2 separate regions of the Homo sapiens genome follow, and region 2 is linked to region 1. A link is an interaction called in ENCODE POLR2A ChIA-PET data of the cell type or tissue named here. Cell type or tissue: PC-3. All regions are shown on one strand. Each heading gives the region's core, and the rest is flanking DNA. Links, peaks and the distances in the headings are about the cores only. Region 1 overlaps LOC105376223 (a long non-coding RNA gene). Region 2 overlaps RGS3 (regulator of G protein signaling 3).

The links. Peaks named below come from ENCODE experiments on the same cell type or tissue, not always from the same donor. Only the 100,000 strongest peaks of a DNase experiment are listed, where the experiment ranks them.
Region 2: POLR2A ChIA-PET joins it to region 1 with 6 read pairs; 3 of 35 experiments call an interaction of 5 or more read pairs at or near these places.

Annotation. Positions count from the first base shown.
Region 1 is chr9:113,666,951-113,671,342 of GRCh38, forward strand. All of the region lies in intron 2 of LOC105376223 (a long non-coding RNA gene), which reads left to right. Among named protein-coding and RNA genes, the nearest start is that of RGS3, 210 kb to the left of the region's middle. In PC-3, for the core only: no CTCF peak of the experiment used is centred there; no DNase peak of the experiment used is centred there.
Region 2 is chr9:113,569,002-113,573,393 of GRCh38, forward strand. The region is part of intron 17 of RGS3 (regulator of G protein signaling 3); the gene reads left to right. Among named protein-coding and RNA genes, the nearest start is that of RGS3, 110 kb to the left of the region's middle. In PC-3, for the core only: no CTCF peak of the experiment used is centred there; no DNase peak of the experiment used is centred there; H3K27ac peaks cover 1,356 bases.

The sequences.
Region 1 (4,392 bases), core at 283-4,282:
TGTTAGGCAATTTGCTAAACCTCTCTGTGTCCAAGTTTCCATTCTATAAAATAGAGAGAATAATAGGACCCATCTCATAGAGCTGGGATGGGAGCTTAATAAGCCAATACATGTGATGTGCTTGACCTAGAGCTGAAACTAATTCTAGGTGTGGCCCTGCTGGTGTGCTGGGCAGTAAGACAAAATGACTTTCTGCCCTTAGAGAGTTTGCTGATTGGTGAGGAAAACAGACCATAAATAAGCAGCTGCATTTTAAATTACAAAGTGTGTGTTGCATACGCAAGAGAGTACAGGACTACGATAGGGAATGATGAGGGCATTTTATATAAGGCAAGCAGGTCCAGCTTCTCTCGGGAGGGGACGTTCAGATCAAGGACTGAAGATAAGAAGGAGCTGGTTAAGTGAAGAGTTGGGGGAAGAAGATTCCAGGTCTTGGCTTATGTGTGGTACCCTGCTACCTTGGGTTGCCCTTTCCCTGTTTAGATTTTTTTTTTTTTTTGAGACGGAGTCTTGCTCTGTCACCCAGGCTGGAGTGCAGTGGCTCGATCTCGGCTCACTGCAAGCTCTGCCTCCCAGGTTCATGCCATTCTCCTGCTTCAGCCTCCCGAGTAGCTGGGACTACAGGCGCCCGCCACCAAGCCCGACTCATTTTTTTGTATTTTTAGTACAGATGGGGTTTCACTGTGTTAGCCAGGATGGTCTTGATCTCCTGACCTCGTGATCCGCCCGCCTCGGCCTCCCAAAGTGCTGGGATTACAGGTGTGAGCCACTGCACCAGGACTTTTTTTTTTTTTTTTGACAGAGTTTCACTCTTGTTGCCCATGCTGGAGTGCAGTGCAATGGCACGATCTCGGTTCACCACAACCTCTGCCCCCCAGGTTCAGGAAATTCTCCTGCCTCAGCCTCCTGAGTAGCTGAGATTACAGGCATGCCCCACCATGCCTGGCTAATTTTGTATTTTTAGTAGAGACGGGGTTTCTCTGTGTTGGTCAGGCTGGTCTCGAACTCCTGACCTCAGGTGATCCGGCTGCCTCGGCCTCCCAAAGTGTTGGGATTACAGGCGTGAGCCACCGCCACCGACCATCTTTCTGTTTTTATCAGACTCAGCTACAGAGAGCAAAGGTACTCATCTCCCAGCCCCTGGCACATTCTCACTGTTGAACTGCACACAACCTTTTTTGTGGGTTTGGGTTTTTTTTTTTTTAACCTTTTTCTCATTTATCCCTGATTCCCACCACCATTCTGTTTCCCCCATGGGCATTTTCCCTCATGTATTTGATATATGTTCTTAAATATGCATGAATCCTTATAAAACATGTTGTGCTATTCTGTGTATATCTGCTTTTAATTAACATGACTAATTCCGTGCCGTAGCTCTCAGTCTGGTTTTTTTTTTTCTTTCCTCTCTTAGCACCGAAGTATATTCAATGGTCTGTAATAGTTGCTTATAACCATGCACAATGTTTTTCCATGGTGAGAATTCACCACATTTTTCTCATGCATTTCTTCAGCAATGGACACCCTGGTGGTCTCAAAGTCCCTGATCCTCCAAACTACACTGCTGGAGTAGCCTCAAGGGGCGGCAGGGCTTCTTTTTGTACCATAAGATGCGAGACGCAGGGTGTGAGAGGAGATGTCTCTGAGATAGACATCCAGGAGAGGTCACGCTGGGTTGTGAATAAATATTTAATGTCCTTAACTGCCAGGGCCCTATAGCCCAAATGGCACCTCCATGAAAACTAGAAAAAGCACAAAAACCAAAACAACAACACTAACAAAAAACCCCAGAAACACAACAAAATTGAAACAAACACAAAAGCCCTGCCTGCCCTTTGAGGCTCAGCTCACCGCTGTCTCCTAAGGGGCCGGATACCATTTCTTTTCTACTCTGAATGCCCCTGGCACATGGTCCCCTTTGCCTGGGAAACAGTGAGCTACTTGAAGGCAGAAAATCATATATTTGTCTCTTTCTTGCTTTCTCTCTCTCTTTCTCCTTCCTTCCTTCCTTCCTTCTTTCTTTCTTTTCTCTCTTTCTTTCCTCCCTCCCTCCCTCCCTCTCTCCCTCTCTCTCTCTCTCTCTCTTTCTCTTTCCTTCCTTCCTTCCTTCCTTCCTTCCTTCCTTCCTTCCTTCCTTCCTTCCTTCCTTCCTTCCTTCCTTCCTTCTCTCTCTCTCTCTCTCTCTTTCTTTCTTTCTTTCTTTCTCAGAGTCTTGCTCTGTTGCCCAGGCTGGACTGCAGTGGCGCAATCTCAGCTTACTGCAGCCTCCACCTCCTGCGTTCAAGTGATTCTCCTGCCTCAGCCTCCTGAGTCGCTGGGACTACAGGTGCGCACCATCATGCCTGGCTGATTTTTGTATTTTCATTAGAGATGGGGTTTCACCATGTTGGCCAGGATGGTCTCGATCTCCTGACCTTGTGATCCCCCTGCCTCAGCCTCCCAAAGTGTCGGGATTACAGGCGTGAGCCACCGCCTCCGGCCTATTTGTTGTCTTTCTACCAATTGCAATAGCAGGCCCTCATAAAAGCTTGCTGGACTGATTTTCTATTTCCTGACACTTCAGAGCAGCATGACCTCACCACATATTGATAAGCATGCCCACTACAGAAAAGGGGAAAATGATGGATTTGAGAATCAAGAATTGTAAGATTCTGGTCTCCTTGCTGTCACCAACCTGAAGGGTAACCATCAGCAAACAACTTTTCCTCTCCGGGTCTGAGTTTCCCAGTGGCAGCTCCTCTGTGACAGAGATAGGCTAGTTTCCCCCAAACCACTTCCCTTTTCCTCTTGGGCTTACATGTAGCCTGCATTACCCAGCCTCCTTGCAGTGAGGTGCAGGCCTGTCTTCAGGTTCTGGTCAATAGAATGTGGATGGAGGTGACATACTCTGCTTCCAGGCCTGATTTGTGAAAACCTCCTCATGCGAATCTCCACATTCTTACATCATCTGCTGGCCAGATGCAGAAAATCCCACAGCACCGCAAGCTAGAAGGAGCTTGGATCCCGAGTCACCCCCTGGAGGAGAGCCATCCAGGAGAGCTTTATAACCAGAAACACCCTTGGGGGATGGTTGTATGAGCAAAACTAAACTTTTATGGTGTTTTGCCTTTGAAAATTTTGAGGTTGGTTGTTACACTAGGTGCCCTCCTGATTAATCTATTTCCCTCAAGCCAGATTTCACCCAATAATTCCTTAATTTGTGTCATGCTTCTCCACTTTTCACAATTGATGTTTTGTGGCCCAGTTCTTTTATTCTACTCAAAAGTAGCTGAATAATCTGAAATAGCAATTGAGTATCCAAAAGGAGCCAATCTCAATGCTGGAGTTGCCCTGCATCCGCTCCCTACAATCCATCACTATCATGGAACCAAAAGGATCTCTCTGGAACCAAAAGGAAAAGGCAATTCCTCCAAAATACTTTCATGGTCTTCTGTTATCCTCAGAATGAAGCCAAAGGGCTCATGCCTACAAGGGCTACCAAAACTGGCTTTGTCTATTTCTTCTACTTCCTCTCCTCTGTTGAGTCCACGGTTCAGCTGCAAAAGCATTTCCTCTAACATGCCAGTCTCAGTGCCCAACACGGTAAGGACTAGGCCTTCAGGGTAACGCTGCACGCACCGCTAGCTGAGCCCAGGAGGCTCTTCCATCCCCTCCTCCTTATCTTGGGGGTGTGGCTTACAAGTCACTTTTCCTTAGGGGGTCTGGGCCCCCTGATCACTCGCTCTGGTCCACGCTCTTGCCCCACTGATGTGCTTACCACTCACAACATTCACTGCAGTTGTAATTACTTGTCCCCTGAACTGTCAGTGTCCTGAAGGAAGGACCAAGCCAGTCTTGCTTCTTGCTGAATCCCCACACCTGGCCCAGACCCTGGCTTGTTGTCCATGCTCTTAAGTATAGTCATGTGTCGCTTAACAAATGGGGATGCGTTCTGAGAAATGCGTCATTAGGTGATTTTGTGCAAATGTCATAAAAGTGTACTCACACAAACCTAGATGGTAGAGGCTGCCACACACCTAGGCTACATGGTCTAGCCTGTGGGTCCTAGGCTACTAACCTGCACTTGCGGCACTGTACTGAAGACTGTAGGTGACTGTAACACAATGGTAAGTATTTGTGTGTCTAAACATAGAAAATGGACGGTAAAAATGCAGTATTATCATCTGATGGGACCACCAACTTATATGCGGTCTGTCATCGACTGAAACGTCCTATGGCACATGACTGTAGTTGCTGAACAGGGGCATCAATAAATGACCCAATCCTGAGGGAACGAGTGGTTTGATTCCTGGGGAAGGGGTCGTATCCTGTGTCATCCTGGGGGGACAAATGGATTTCTTGGAAGGCATAGTGCCTCTCAAAGGAACAAAAAGGCCATCCTTGGATGCACTAGGT
Region 2 (4,392 bases), core at 221-4,220, 98 kb before region 1:
AAGTCATCACTCGAGATGTGTGGATAGCTGCCAGGTATGCTCCAGATGGCCCAGGGCTTCTCCCCTCTCCCTGCCCTCCATGGGCCAGCCCGCTTGCACCTGGTACCGTGGCTCAGGCTGCTGCCGGAGAACTGTCAGCGGCTCCCAACTTAGAAAGGGGGGTGTGTATTTGGAACTGGGCATGCTTTTCGCCACATAGCCAGGGCTCTCTGTGGTGTCCTCAGTTACCTCTTACTGGGGTTAGCCTTGGGCAAATAGCAGAGCTCGGGGACTCAGGGAAGGGTGGCAGAGGGTAAGGGAACAAGGAGAGAGGCAGAGAAAGGTCTTGGCAGTGCCTCTGGGGACCACATGGCTGGCAGGAACCTTGACAGCAGGCCGAAGGCAGCCAGGAGAAGGACTGTGGAATGGGAGGTGGCATGGCTATGCCACCCCTCAAGTCAAGGGTTGGAAGCAATGTTCAGCCAGGCCATGAAATCTTCACTTCTCAGACCTCACTTCCTGCAGTTCCCAGTTGATTCAAATAGCAGCAGCTCTGTACTGTCCTCTCTGCCTGTCTCCCTTCCGTGTCTTTCCTTCTTTCCTTCCTTCCTTCCTTCCTTCCTTCCTTCCTTCCTTCCTTCCTTCCTTCCTTCCTTCCTTCCCTCCTTCCTTCCATGTGTGTTAAGCACCTACTGTGTGCCATGTACTTACAAATTACTAGTGGCATAGATCTAAAAGGCCCAATCTTTAATCTAGTGCCAGGATGTTCAGGTAATGGACAGTAACAACACAGCTTTAATGGAGAGGCATGGGGTGGGGAGGGGGGTGCTGTGGGACTCCCCAGGGAAGCACTCAGTTCAGCCTGGGAGCCTCAGCAAAGCTTCCTACAAGAGGTGAAGCTGCATGTGATTGTACAGATGCTTGCCCATTGAAGAGCAGGTCTCCATCCCAGTCTATCCACCCCTCAGAGGTGTAGACATGTTTCCCGCCTATCCATGGAAATTGCTTTTGTGTGTCCAGCCACATGCTCCTCCTTGTCTAGGGAGGTTGTATAGGAATATGGGCTCTGGACTTGAGGGAAGGATCTCTCCTACCTTACAGTCTTGTGCTCTTGGACAAGAATGGAGCTTCTCCTGCCTTCATGTCCTCAAGCAGTGGTCTAGCCTCCTCGAGTTAAATGAGATAATAGCTGTAAAGCACTTAGACATGTTTCATGTGAATGGATTCTGTGTCCTGATAGCAGTGGGAGTGCCACTAGCGCCCATCTCATAGGTGGCTGTTATTAAATGCAGCGATGTAGGTGAGGTGCTTGGCGTGGATCTGACACTGAGCAGGCATTCAGGAGGCAGCGCGGCAGCGTTTTGCTGGAGGGAAACAGTTGGAATGCGCAATCAGAGATGTGTACAAAGCAAGGAGCTCACCGAGAAGCAGTGAGCCTCAGCCCAGGGAGCAGAAGAGGAGACACTGGGATGAGGGGTTTTATTTGTTTTTAAAATAAACCTTTTAAATTGAAGTGCAGCATACTTCCAGAAAAATTAGAAGAATACAGCCAATGAATTTTCCACAAAGCGTACCCCCATCCAGGTCAAGAAATAGAACATTCTGGTACCCTAGGAATCCCCACAAATAACCCTCTTTTAGTTACTATGACCTCAAAGGTAACCCCGTCCTGACTTCTTTTTTTTTTTGAGGCAGAGTCTCGCTCTGTTGCCCAGGCTGGGGTGCAGTGCACTGCAACCTCCATCTCCCAGGTTCAAGTGATTCTCCTGCCTCAGCCTCCTGAGTAGCTGGGATTACCGGCGCGTGCCACCATGCCCGGCTAATTTTTGTATTTTTAGTAGAGACAGGTTTCACTATGTTGGCCTGGCTGGTCTCGAACTCCTGACCTCAGGTGATCCGCCCTCCTCAGCCTCCCAAAGTGCTGGGATTACAGGCATGAGTCACTGCACCCGGCCCTTGTCCTGACTTCTCTCATCGATGAGCGTAGCCTATCCTTGAATTTTGTGTAAATGGAATCATTGGGTACATATTATTTCATGCTGACTTCTTTTGATCAGCATTTTGATGGCAAGATTCATCAATAATATTGTATCAAGCTTTATTTTGTTTATTCTTGTTGCTCTGTGGTATTTCCTTGTATGAATATACCGCCACAGTTTATCTAATCTACTGCTGATGAACATTTGTGTTGTTTACAGTTTGAGGCTATAATGAATGGTGCTGCTATGAATATTCTTGTACTTATCTTTTGATATACTATGTTTGCTTCTGTTAGGTGAATACCTAAGTTTTGCAATTGCTGAGTCATAGAGTTGTAGAGAGTTAGCTTTAGTAAATACCATGATATTATTTTCCAAAGTGTGACAGGAATATACTCCCTTTAAGCTGTACATGAAAGAGCCTATTATTCCATGTCTGTACCAACATTATTGGTATTAGATATTGTGATATCTAATTGTGGCTTTAATTTGAATTTCCTTGATGTCTGGTGAGGTCGAGTCCCTTTTTCATGTGTTGATTAGCCATTTGGATGACCTCTTTTGAAAAGTGCCTGTTCAAGTCTTTCCCCCATTTTCCTATTGGATTTTTTTTTCTGATTAACTTGTAGGAGCTTAAACGATATTGTAGATATGTGTTTATTGTTGGATGTGCACATTCCAAATATCTCTTCCCACTCTGGGATTTGCCTTTTCACTCTCTTAAGGGTATATTTGAAGAACACAAGTTCTTAATTTTAATGCAGTCCAATTTGTTAATCTTTTTTCTTTTATGGAGAGTGTTTGTTGAGTCCTGTTTCTCTGCTTATTACAAGGTTATGGACATATACTTTTATGTATTCTTTTAGATGTTTTATGTTTCATATTTAGATCTAAAATCCACTTGAAATAGATTTTTATCCATGTATGAAGTAGAGGTCAAGACTCATTTTCTCTGGATAAATATTCAATGTATTCAAAATCCATCCTGTCTCACTATAGGGCAATGTCACCTTTGTCAGAAATTGAGGGGCAATACGTGGGTGGGTCACTTGAATTTTGAAGAATGAGTAGAGCTTCAGCAGGTGGACAGGGGAGGGGAAGGTGCTCTAGGCAGGACGTACAGTGTGAGCATAGGTTTAGAGGGGCCTGAGGGTAGAGTGTAGCAGACTGGCTGGAGGGAAAAGAGGAGAAACGGTGTGGTGGAGAGGTTGGCGGGGGCAGAACACACAGGGTTAGAGGATGGGACTTTATCCTAGAGGGATGAAGGCATTTTGAGCAGGAGACCAATATAGGCAAGTTGGTGCAGGGCCAAGGGAGATAAGAGAAAGTCTCATGACAGAGGGAGGCAGGAGGGTGGGTTTGGAGAAGACTGTAAATTCAGCCAAACCTAGCCCTGACATCACCCCCAAGCAGAGATAGGGTGTGCCTGCCTCAGGAGGCAGCGGTGAGGCTGAGTGTGCCTGAGGCTCGGGAGGGTGACCTTCGGCCACAGGGTTGTGGCTTAGTCTCATGTCCACATGTCCACTCCAGTGTCCTCGAGTGAAAAAGCCTCTTTTTTTTACTGGATGGGCACCCCACCACCACCCAGTGCCCCCAGCGCTGCAGGCCCTGAAGGAGGAGGGCAGTGGGGCAGACTGGGGCAGACAGATAAGGCAAGGGTGTGTATCTGGAAAGGGGGACCTTTCTGTTCCTCCTGCCCTTGATGCCCCCACAAGGAGACCTGGCTATGCCTTGGGCCCTGAACTCTGATCTTTCTAGGCTAGCTGAGATTCAGAACTGGACAGACATGCTGGGAAGAGCAAGACCCAGTGAGGGGAGTGATTTGGCCCAGGCCATGCAGTGAGCCAGACTGACCCAGCCTAGGGGCAGGCTGAGCACAGACTCATCTGCCTTCTCAGCTTCCAAGTTTCCCCCCCTGAAACCTGCAACTAACAGGACTCCTGTCCTAGGCTGCTGTAAGGGTCAGAATACGTCAAGTGCCCTGTCCCGGAATTGGATGCAGGAGAGGGAGCTGATGATGTCGATGATCGTCATGAGAGTAACAATTATGATTACAGAAATTGCAGATGCTTATTGAGCACTTACTAGGTGCCAGGCCCTATGCTAAGCCCTCCCCACAGAGCTGTGATGTGGGTACTCAGTATTCACATTGCCATTTTACAGATGAGGAAATCGAGCCTGAATAGGTTAAGCAGCCTGTGCAGGTACCTTGACGTAGGAGGTGGCAGAGCCAGGGTTTGAAGCTTGATTTGCCTATCTCCAAGCCCCAGTTGTTCATCAGCAATAGGCTTCCCTCCTTCCACCTCTGGCTTTCAGTCCTCCCTATTCTCAGAGCTGTTGCTTGGAGTAAAACCTTAGTTTTTGGGTTGGTCCCTGGTGCCCACTCATGAGAGAGTCAAGCTGTGGAGAGGAAGGCAAGGAGCAGAGGGGCACC